Linked DNA regions of Mus musculus: region 2 is linked to region 1. A link is a loop called in an ENCODE intact Hi-C map of the cell type or tissue named here. Cell type or tissue: gastrocnemius. All regions are shown on one strand. Links, peaks and the distances in the headings refer to the core of each region. The heading gives the core; the rest is flanking DNA. Region 1 holds the start of Mir669n (microRNA 669n). Region 2 has its middle 20 kb from the start of Gm40124.

Region 1 (5,381 bases), core at 244-5,243:
TGCACATGAAATTAAATCCAACATCCAAGTCCTGTAATTTTCCCTGGTATATTTCTTCAATTTCACCCAAACCACTCTTCTCTTCCTCCCTGTGCCTCAGCCACGCTGGCCCCCTTTAGGACAGCTGGGTTGTTTCGGTTTTTTTTTTTTTTTAAACCAACTGGTCCCTAGGCTGGAAAGCTCTCAGTGACTAATAGTTAGGTCTGCAGACTTCCCTTATCATTCAGTCTCAGCTGACAGCTCAGTGACCAGCATCAAGTCTTACCTTAGCTCTGCATAATATAAATAATCATATCAGAGGCAACATTCATTTATTGATTTGATTATCTCTCTCCTATGGTAAGATAAAATCAAAATAGTAGGGATCTTAGAGCCAAAAGAAGCTACTTGTGGAAGATGGTATATAATTTTTAAAAAATGTATTAGACATTGTGGCAAGATAAATTCATTGTGTGCGCATGAATTTATCTATTATTTATTTTTTGTTTGTATAAGAAATGAGTAAGAAGATAACAAGGAAAACAATTCAAGTTGGAAATAGAAAATCTATAACTCTTTAGGGTGAAAAAGCCTAAGTTTTTCCACCTCCAATCTGAAGTGTGCCAGTTCCTTTGCTGGGAGGACCCTATGGTCACTTTATCATAGCAGGACACCAATTTGCCCCACAGAGCTCTAGAGAAACATAAGCAGACTCGGGACAGAGGGCTAAATGCTTTGGAAGGGGGCTTTGGTAGAAGGTGCTCCAGGGAAACTCCACACAGTGTGGAGGGCAAATCAGGAAATGTTCCCCGAAGGGGGATACTTCATAGGAAGGATGTGGACTTGGGGTACACACATCTAGAGAGCTGAGGGGAAAGGTGCATCATTAAATGCAGGAAGAGTTGAGAGAGGAGACAAGAACAGGAATGTGGAGGGCTTATTGCCATAGTTAGGAAACTGAAAAGAAAAGACTCACTAGAGAAGACAGAGATTGGAGGTGGGGCAGGAGAGATGGAGGGAGGGGGATTAACAAAATTAAACAATATCAGGAAGTCTCATTAAGGATTATGAATTTTATTCTGAGAGAAAGAGTGAGAAAAGGATAAGATAATTGCAGTATATCACATAATCCGCATCAAAGAAATGTCACTGCAGCATGACAAGAGGGGACAAAGTGGTCATCACACCAAACAATGGCGGTGGTCAGAATTCTGGTAACAATGAGTGGAGAAAGAGCAAGGGAAATACTACGATCATACTCTTAAATAACCATTAGGGGCAACTAACACTATAATATACAACACAACAGAGTGCCCTCGAAACACCCACGGCAAGACAGGTAGTCACAGAAGTGAGCAAGTCTGTCAGGAAGTGGTCACATCCAAGCTAATTCCCGGGAGTGTGGTAAGACCTCCAGATGAGGGAAAGGAATTCTGAGCTCTAGAAAGGCTTCCAAACACCAGCTGGATCCCTGTGCCAATATTTAAAGAATAATCTGCATGTTTAAAATGTATGTCTATTCTTAGGGCAGAAACTGAAAAACAACCACCTCTAACTTTAACACTGCAATCCCATGGCAATCTATTCCATCAATCCTCGTCAACACTGAGTTATGAAGTCTGCGGTCTTACTTCTCACCAGCGTTCATCTCCCTACAAAAGCTGCTGCTGCTGCTGACAGGACAGCTACAGAGAGATGATAATGCTCCAACTGAGACACACTATGCAAAATTTAAAATGATCAAATGCAGCAAGATAAAGGAATATAATTCTAGTGTTTTAAAATAAAAATGAAGCCAACAATAAAGTGTGTTTTAGGACAAAGGATTTTAGAAGATAATATTAACTACACAATGCACTGCAGCAAGTGGTCGTTGCAGATGGACCTCCCTACAGTCTTCATAGACCACCAGCTCCGTGGCTGGTGAGCAAGCGAAAAGACCAATGAAATGGCAGAATTAAAGATGGGTCTGGCAGGGGCAACACTGATACCAGGGTTTGACATTGTCAGTTCTAGATATAAACTAAAATCGTCTAGTTAATGACTTTACATTGCCAAGATTTTATTCTATACATACAGTGTATGGTTTAAGATTTGAATTATGATCAACTACTTAAATGTCAAAAATCAAAAAGAAATGTTAAAACTCCAGGCAAGATATAAATGGGAAAAGCTATAAGGAGAACTTGGATAGGACTTGTTTTAAAGAGCAAAGGGAACCCCACATGATAATCTGCACTGAAGGTGCCCAGCCACTGGTTCTGTTGTCACCTCCCTCTCACTTAGTAACAGATGGTAGCAGTCTGAACCACTTACCTTACAACTATAAGAATGGCTATAAGAATCGAACAGATAGGATCTGCTATCATCAACCCAAAATTTTGCATCATGATGGCAGAGGCAATTACACCAATACTTCCCAGTGTATCGGCTAGAATGTGTAAAAATACACCTAGAAAGAAAGCATAGGAGAGATTAGAATACTCAAGTGGGAATATTTCTCAGGACTATACTTAAAATATCTTACATATCAAGGAAAAAAAATCAGTCAGGAGAAGTACAGTAGTAACTGTGTAGCAGAATATTTATAAACTGACATAACTGTTTTCATACTGACCAGTTTAAACATCTAACTGGTAAATTATGCTCAATCTTAACAGAACAGTGAAAGTGAAGGAGTTAAAAAAAAAGAAAAAGAAAGTGAAGGAGTAGAGAAAATTAGTTTTAAATGCTGTCTGTGAACATTCACTCTTACTTTAAAAAAGGTTAAATAATTTGTTCTGGAAAGAAAAGAGCATCAGGTTTTAAAAAAAAAAGATGAAGAAAGCAATTTAATTTTGAATACATGAACACATAGAGCCCTCTGCTGGTGATTTAAAATACTGCTTAAGGAATAAAATTTTATATGAACCCTAACTCGACTTAACCTGACATTAATTATCCAAAACATGCCACTACCTAAATTTGTTATTATCCTCAAATACACCAAGCAAAAAAGCAGTTACCTGACTAGGACAAGAAAATACATGTTGAACCTTTGAAATTAAGTACTAAGTAGGACATAGTAGACTATTAAGGACTATATAGGACTATTAAGATTCATAAGTGATATTGGCCTGGAAAACCATAAAAATCTCAAGAAAGAAATTATATATGCAACTCTTTTTGAAACTACCTAAGACAGTAACTCACTCAATATGTAGATCTTTAATAAATAAAATTTATCACACAGCAAAGCAATCTATAAACATAGGTACCAATAAAAACAAAAACAAAGAAAAGCCATAAACCACCGGCCTTCAGCACAGCTGCCCTGCAGGGCACTGGTTAAGATGGCAGACATGCGACCAGCTTAGAAATTCACGTCACATTCCCTGAACGATCAAAGGTAAATGTGTGCCAATTAAAACTGAAGGAAACTTTGTAGCAGCTTAAAATTTGAGCACTACTGAGTCACAGTAAATCTTAACGTTTGCTGGGAAAAGACACTTCCCCTGCCACCGTGTGACTTAGAGCAGGGCGCAGCAAAGGGCACTCGGGCCTTTCACTCTGTGCAGACCACTCTGCAGATCTTTACATTTGTGTGTGGATGTGTGTGTAAATGTATGTGCATCCCACAGCACATGTGCAGAGGGCATTGGCTTACTCCTTCTACCACGTGGAGCCTGAAGACTGAACCCAGGCTGTCAGGTTTGGCTGCATGTGTCCTTATACAGGTACCTCACCAGCCCTGAGTTGTTCTGTAACAAATGGTATTCATTTGGGCAGATAAAAATGAAATGTGTATTTCCACTGGTAAATACTTGTAAATAACCAACTTCTCTATTGTACTTTAAATACCAAAGAATAATATATATATATACATATATATGTATCAAAAACACTTTGGTTTCAAAAACTAAAAAAAAATGAAAAAGATGGATATAAATCAATACAATTGAAATCCCTACATTACAAACTCCTAAATGTAATAACATAGTTTTAAGTTTCTATATTCTCCAATTAGTGTTTTGGTACGAACAGAAATAAAAATGAAAAAAAAATGGTGAAAATAATCTGTTATTCATTTTTCTGATGCTGGAAAGTCCCTGCCTCCATGTAATCCTAACCAGAAAGTGGGTCTCATTAGCACACATCATTACTCTTTTATAGTAACTATTCATGAAGAAAAATCTCTGAGGAAATACATAAAGTCTGTTTAAGTCACATAAGATCGAGACCCTCCAACATTGCAACACACCAATGGTCTAACGTATCTAAAACCTGGCTCACTAAGCTGAAGATGCGCCAACAACTGAAAGCCACATTAGCTGGAGGGGCTCATGTGCTGAGTGTCCGAAGAGCTCTTGGGTAGCAGAGCTTTTACATCAGGCAGTCACAGCTGCCCAGCAGCTTCCTCCAGGCCCTCTTGAGACCAACAAACTCATGTAGTTCAGAAATAGGAATAAAAGGGTACATCGAGCTTTTCTTCCTGCCATTTATGATGATTTTTCATAACTAAATACAAATTATTATCAAAGCCAATGATAGCACTTCATACGGCTATGTCAAAAATGTACAAAGACGCTTTTAAAAGCAATGCCATATATTTTGAAAATGGAAACCTGGTGACAGAAGGCAGCCTAAGCCTTCAGTATAGTGATCTCTTCAGTAATGGAGAAACACAAGAAGCAAGAACTCAACCCAGAAGCAGTAGAACAAAACACATGCAGGAGAGGCTAGATCTGGAGCCACTGAGAAAACCAGACCAACGTCGGCTTTAAAAAGCTAGGAGCAGGGAGGTTAGAACTTAAAAGCTTTGACAATACAGTCTAGGGGAAACTGTGAAAGACTGGGTTATAACCCAGAGGAAAGTACCAGAGTTCAGAGACAGAGTTTTCTCTAGCTGCTGTCACTTACGGAACACTAAGCTCCTGTTTAGGTATCAGTAATTGATGCTTTCACAGATGAGAAAGGTCTCACTGGACTTCATTCTTAGCTCTACAATTTAAGAACATATTGAACGTTACTCTTGGAAAAACTGTCATAATCTAAGGAAGCAGACAGGCTACCCTGAACTCACGACTGTAATAATCCAGGGAAGCAGACAGGCTACCCTGAACTCATGACTGTAATAATCCAGGGAAGCGAACACGCTACCTTGGACTCACGATAGTCAGGCCAGTACTTACCTTCAGCCGGGGTTGTCAATTTCTTGTATTTTTAAAATTAAATCTGAGAAAATAGACAAGTGGCAAAATATCGCTAATATACCTAACACAAAGTATAAGTGTGCATGTGTGAGTGAGTGTATGTGCGCGCACGCATTTATTAGGAAGGATAACACTTACAATACTGTTACCATCTACAGATATTTCCTTAAAAGAGAACTCCAGGCAACTTTACCATGAAGCCAGCTTCAT
Region 2 (5,381 bases), core at 75-5,074, 320 kb before region 1:
GTTTTTGGGGTGGGTTTTGGGGGTATGTGGCGCGCGCACGTGTGTGTGTGTGTGTGTGTGTGTGTGTGTGTGTGTGTGTGTGTTGTTTTGTTTGAGACAGAGTCTCATGTAGACCAGGCTGGCTTTAAACTTTCTCTGTACCTAAGGAAGATCTTAAACTTCTGATTCTTTGGCCACCATCTCCCAAGTACCAGGACTGGGGACATGAACACTGAGGTGACACTGATACTCTTGGTCAAGGTATCTGAGGCTCATGGGTCACAGGGATCCATCACTGTCTGCAGAGCTGAAATTTACTTACGGGATGAAAAGCGTAGGAACTGATAAACTTTATATGACCAGAAGGCACTGACATAAACTTTATGTGACCAGAAGGCACTGACGTTTCTAAGAGAGGACTGATAAACATCAAAACAAGCACCAACCCAGACACACAACAGTGATGCCCCAGAACAAGAGAAGAAAGGTCAGACAGCCAGAAAGAAGGAGGTCGAGAAGCAGTTCTTCTTCAAGTAGAGAGGTGAATGCCTGTGATATCAGCACTCTGAAAACAGACACCCTTTGGAAGAGGAAAGAATGACACTAAACAGTAGCCCAGAGTTCACAGCTCCCTTGTCACCTGGCTCCCTCTGGAGTCATCCAGAAAGCTTTCCAAAAGTACCAGAAATTGAGTCCCAGCCACAGCATAAGTCAGAATCTCTGCAGCTGAGCCCTGACAGTGGGATTGTTTTTTAAGGGTCTTACATGATTTGTATGCACAATTAGAGCAGAAATTTACAGACAGACAGGTCTAAAGAAACCCTGTTTGTTAGAGATGCTGTAAGGGACAATCTATTGGAGGTGGGGCCTTTCCATCTTAGAATTTAATAAATAACTGGTCCTCACCTCCTTGCTGTCCGTCAGCTGCATTTGTTGCTGTGGATCCAGAATCGAGCATGCTCACTTCCATGCTGTCCCCTTGTGTCATTTGCTAGCTGTAGATCATGATTATGGTCTTCCATCAATCTGAGCTCAGCCAGCCTTCCCCACTAGAGCAGCAAACAAGCCTCTTCTCAGGTCACCTTCACTTTGCCTCTCAGAGGTCTCGTGCTAAGAGGAAGCCCAAAGGGCCTTTGTTTTCTGCATAGCTGCCAAATCTGTGTGTCACTTCTTTTCCGTGATATCAAGATGTGGGTTTAGATCCAGGTATGGTAGGCAGTTCATGCCCATAATCTCAGCAGGCAGAGACAGGAAAAGCACTATGAGTTTGAAGCCAGCGTAAGTCACAGTTTCAGGTCAGCCTGGACTATGGGACGAGACTCTGGCTCAAAAACAAGAACCAACAGAGAGACTATTGAAGGAAGAGGAGAGAGAGGAGGAGAAGAAAAGGAGGAGGAGGAGGAGAATAAAGTTGCATAAAGACACATAGTGCTGCTACCTTTTCTGTTCGTACAGGGATCAGTACAATACAAAACAAACGAACAAACAAAAACAAAAACAAAAAAACAAAACCTCCAGATAGTCTTATCTTTACCCCCAACCCATAAATCTCACACCCAGGCAAGCATCATTTGCAATTTCCAATTCCATGAAATTCTTTAGGGTAACCCCCTCAACAAAAATTTTAGTTGAAAAAATCATCCCTGCTTGCCTTTTTCTTTTCCCTACATTGCTTAGCCCAGCCTAGCTCTCTATAGGTGGTTCTTCCACATCTGCCTCCTGAGTGCATGTTTCACACACTGCACAAACCCGCAGATTTAACAGCCACAGATGAGGTCATTAAAGCTATGGAATCTTCCGTGGACTTCCCCCACTTCTTGATTCCCGCAAACATTTCATCTCTCCCACACAGCACGTCAGACCCTAGCTAAGTTTCTGCAGCTGTGCCCAAAGAGACTCTGTGACTATAGACTCCCATTAGTGGCACAGAAAACCCACTAATTAATTAAATTAAATTAATTAAAGCCTAAGATTCATAGGACAGTGGTAGTAATAAAGCACTATCAATCCCCGCTCTTTGTAAAAGACAGAGTTACTAACAAGCTCACTATACAAAGGTTTCTGTAGCCAATTCATCTAAGTTGTTTTCAGCCTGAGTTGTTTTCAGGAGACAGTGAAAGAAGTAGAAGTAACTCTGCAATTCCTTCTTGGTGCTGGCACAGGCCTGAGGGCCACTAGGTGGCAATAGCGACCTAAAAACAAGCCCAATGCTCCTAGAGCCCAAACTGATAGAGTGAACTACCATGTAGCTGTCCAGCCTGGCTCACAGCCATAGCACAGGGTCCAATTAATTCACCCTCTTGATTGGCTATAGCCTCACTGTGATAGTAGTGAACTGAGGAAGGGGGCGCTATGCTATGCTTTGATTGCGGATAGGGTTCGTAGTGTAGCCCAGGCTGTCAAGGAAATTATCAGATAGCTCAGGCTGACCTCAAATTCAACTTAACCTTCCTTCCTTGCATCACTCCACTGGGATTACATGAGTAATCATATTTTAAAGACTGTTAACATATTTGCATGCCTCATGAAGGCACTGAAAACTAGGAAGCCCAACCATATACCCTTCTTTTAAATGTACACACAGAGTCCATATACTTCTATGTATAATATTCAAATATTTCCTCACATTGTTTCCTTTTTCTGTCCACTCTTCATTCTTGAAGGAAGAAGAGCAATGTCACCTTCTTCCTTAGTTACTCCAAGCAACAATGCTGGTCTGTCCAGTGACCACCCACAGTACATAGAGCCTCTACCGCATAGCTTCTTCTTCTCTTCCTATTCTATTCTTACGTATTGACTCCTTTTAAGTTCTATAGAGGAAAGCAAAGTGATCCCCTGCTTGTTTGAGCGTACACAGAGGTACCTAACACAGTGTCTTCCTCTTGATTTTACTTCTTCCAACTCAAAAAACTACACCATTGTCATTTTAATGTGAACAAATGATGGTTTGAAGGGACAAACATCTTATAGGCAATCACTAAAGGAACATATTTTATTAGTATAAATGTATGAAGATGTAAGCTAGCAATATCACTGTCTCATAGAAATGCCAAAGGGTTGATTACTTGGCCTTGTCTAAGTCCCAAAGTCAGACAGCTTAGGGACATAATCCCCCATCTTTAACAAGCTTTGTTGTCCTCAGTGGCAGGTCCACCACAGGCCCCCAAATGACAGTGTGCTGGTAGTGTCCTAAAATAATGGCTCAAGCCCAGTGCGAGCTAGATTTGTATCGGGTAAACAGAAACTTAAACTCAGCATTCCTCGGAAACCTCATAATGTGGGTTTCCGAGCACCAGGACCGTCACCACTTTCTCTCTTTATTCTCAGCCAGCAACTGCCATGGGCAAACTGCCAGCGGACCCAAACACCCAATCATCACTAACAGCTTTGATCCCTGCATCAGCTCAGAGACCCCCACCCTTCTGACTCCCATATAAAATTTGGTCATTTCCCCTCCAAGCTACCGCTCCCTACTCTCAGCTCAGCTAGGTAGTTTGTTCCCAACAAACTGTTTTTCTATCCAGCGAGTGGTCTAGTTCAGGGATTTTGCAGTGCTTGCTTACAGTGAACTTATCAGTTCACTGTAAAAATAAGCAAATATTAATAATGTGACCTAACTCAGGGAGATTTGCATTTGCCTTTTTAATAGTAAAAGAATCTACCATGATATCTATTCCCTTGAAAAAAATGTTCTAAATTCAGTGTTGGGACTCAGAACATGATATCCCCAAAGCATGGTGCTTTGACGTGCTGAATGGCCCCAGAAACAAGGTTTCCCTGACTTTCTCCTATCTCTTTGTCCTGCCTGACTTTCTTCGTACTAAGCAATTTATGGAGATCAGAAATAAGGGGCTGGGGCTCTAGTTCACATGGCAGAGTGTTTGCCCAGCATTCATGAAGCCTATCACTTGAGTACTAGTGACGTAGAGCCAGCATGATTAGGAAGGGGTTCAACATCAAACACAACTACATAGTTCAATTGGCAGCCATGCTTGGGAGGATGAGACAGAGATATAGAGATACAGACAGAGACAGAAAGACAGACAGGCAGAAATACACAGAGAGACAGAGAGAGATGGAGTGACAGAGAGAGACAGAGACAGAGACAGAGAGAGACAGAGAGAGACAGAGGGAAACAGAGACATGGAGACAAAGAGACAAAGAGATAGAGAGATAGAAACAGTGTAAAATCCAGAAACCCATCTTTCTTGAAATATGCCATTCCAGAGAGCCTTGCCCCATAGTAGAAAGAAGGGAACCTGACCTATTGAGCTTCACTCCTTAGCCTTTTGCCATTAAGTTACAGTTTATTTTTATTAAGTCAAATTTGTACATAGCTCTTTATTCTTCACCAAATCTGAGCACAAACATTCTTTCCCATAGGTCTTTGTCTCTGAAGGCCCCCATGTCATGTAAAATGTGGATTAAATTGTTATGTTTCTCCTGTTACCCTACCTTTTGTTATTGGGGGTATCCATTGTACCCTTGATGATTATTGAGGAACCTTCCTGCTCCCACAATAATAAGCTCTTAGCTACAGCATCCCTCCTTTTCCAGCAATATCATTTATCAAGGGGGTTACTCATAGTCAGCAATAAATAGAAAAATCTAGAAATAGAAAATGAATGTTTCAAATTATACACCAGTCTGAGTAACATAATAGAATTCTGTGCCACCCCCCATCTGTCCTTATCATGATAAGGATCACCTCTCTGACCAGCATATCCATGCTGTATATCTCACCTACCCATTAGCAGCTCAGTGGCCACCTTGATTTTCAGACTGGTCAACTGGTATACCAAAGTTACTCTTTTTTCTCTTTGATGACAATAAACAACTTGTAGGAAGACACTTTGAGACAATACAAGTACCCCATTCCCTGGTTAGGAATGAATGGATCTAAACTATTTAAAAATTTTCCTAAGAGGTCTGCTTAATTCACTGGCTAAGACTGCCCTAACAATTGGTATCAATGCAGGCAGTTTAAACAAGAGCAATTTATTTCTTCTTGGTCCGAGGTCATAGTGGGATGGGTTTGGTTTCTCCTGAGGCCTCTCTCTTTGGAGTGCAGATCTTTTCTCTATTTCCTCACACGGTCTTTCCTCGGTATATCTAATTTCTTTCTTCTACAACCAGGCAGCCTGGGCAAGGACTCACCCTGAGGGCTTCATTTTTCAACATCTTTAGCACCGTCTTTCAATGCTGCTATCTTCAAACACAGCCACAATACTGGTGGCAGGCAGGGTGAAGGCTTCGATTTACAGATTTGAGGAGCACGGCACAATTGACTTCTTTTTATTTATTTTGAAGAGCTATTGTGAGATGACTATACATATAAGAGACCTCTTGCAACTGGAAAGCACTAGGCAAATTCGTCGCTCCTCTCGATAACCACCTACATG

Evidence for each region. A loop is a pair of places that touch in the nucleus more often than their neighbours do. Peaks named below come from ENCODE experiments on the same cell type or tissue, not always from the same donor. Only the 100,000 strongest peaks of a DNase experiment are listed, where the experiment ranks them.
Region 2: a loop joins it to region 1, with 8 times the contacts of the local background. A loop is called at or near these places in 28 of 42 quality-filtered maps.

What each region holds. Positions count from the first base shown.
Region 1 is chr3:115,976,349-115,981,729 of GRCm38, forward strand. It overlaps Slc30a7 (solute carrier family 30 (zinc transporter), member 7), which reads right to left. Exons shown (of 11, transcript NM_023214.7): 8 at 2,296-2,431. Mir669n (microRNA 669n) reads left to right here and starts at 3,554; the gene lies at 3,554-3,607. In gastrocnemius, for the core only: a CTCF peak has its summit at 2,846 (motif pointing left); no DNase peak of the experiment used is centred there.
Region 2 is chr3:115,659,058-115,664,438 of GRCm38, forward strand. No RefSeq gene overlaps it. Among named protein-coding and RNA genes, the nearest start is that of Gm40124, 20 kb to the left of the region's middle. In gastrocnemius, for the core only: a CTCF peak has its summit at 2,140 (motif pointing right); DNase peaks (open chromatin) are centred at 2,210 and 3,310; H3K27ac peaks cover 223 bases.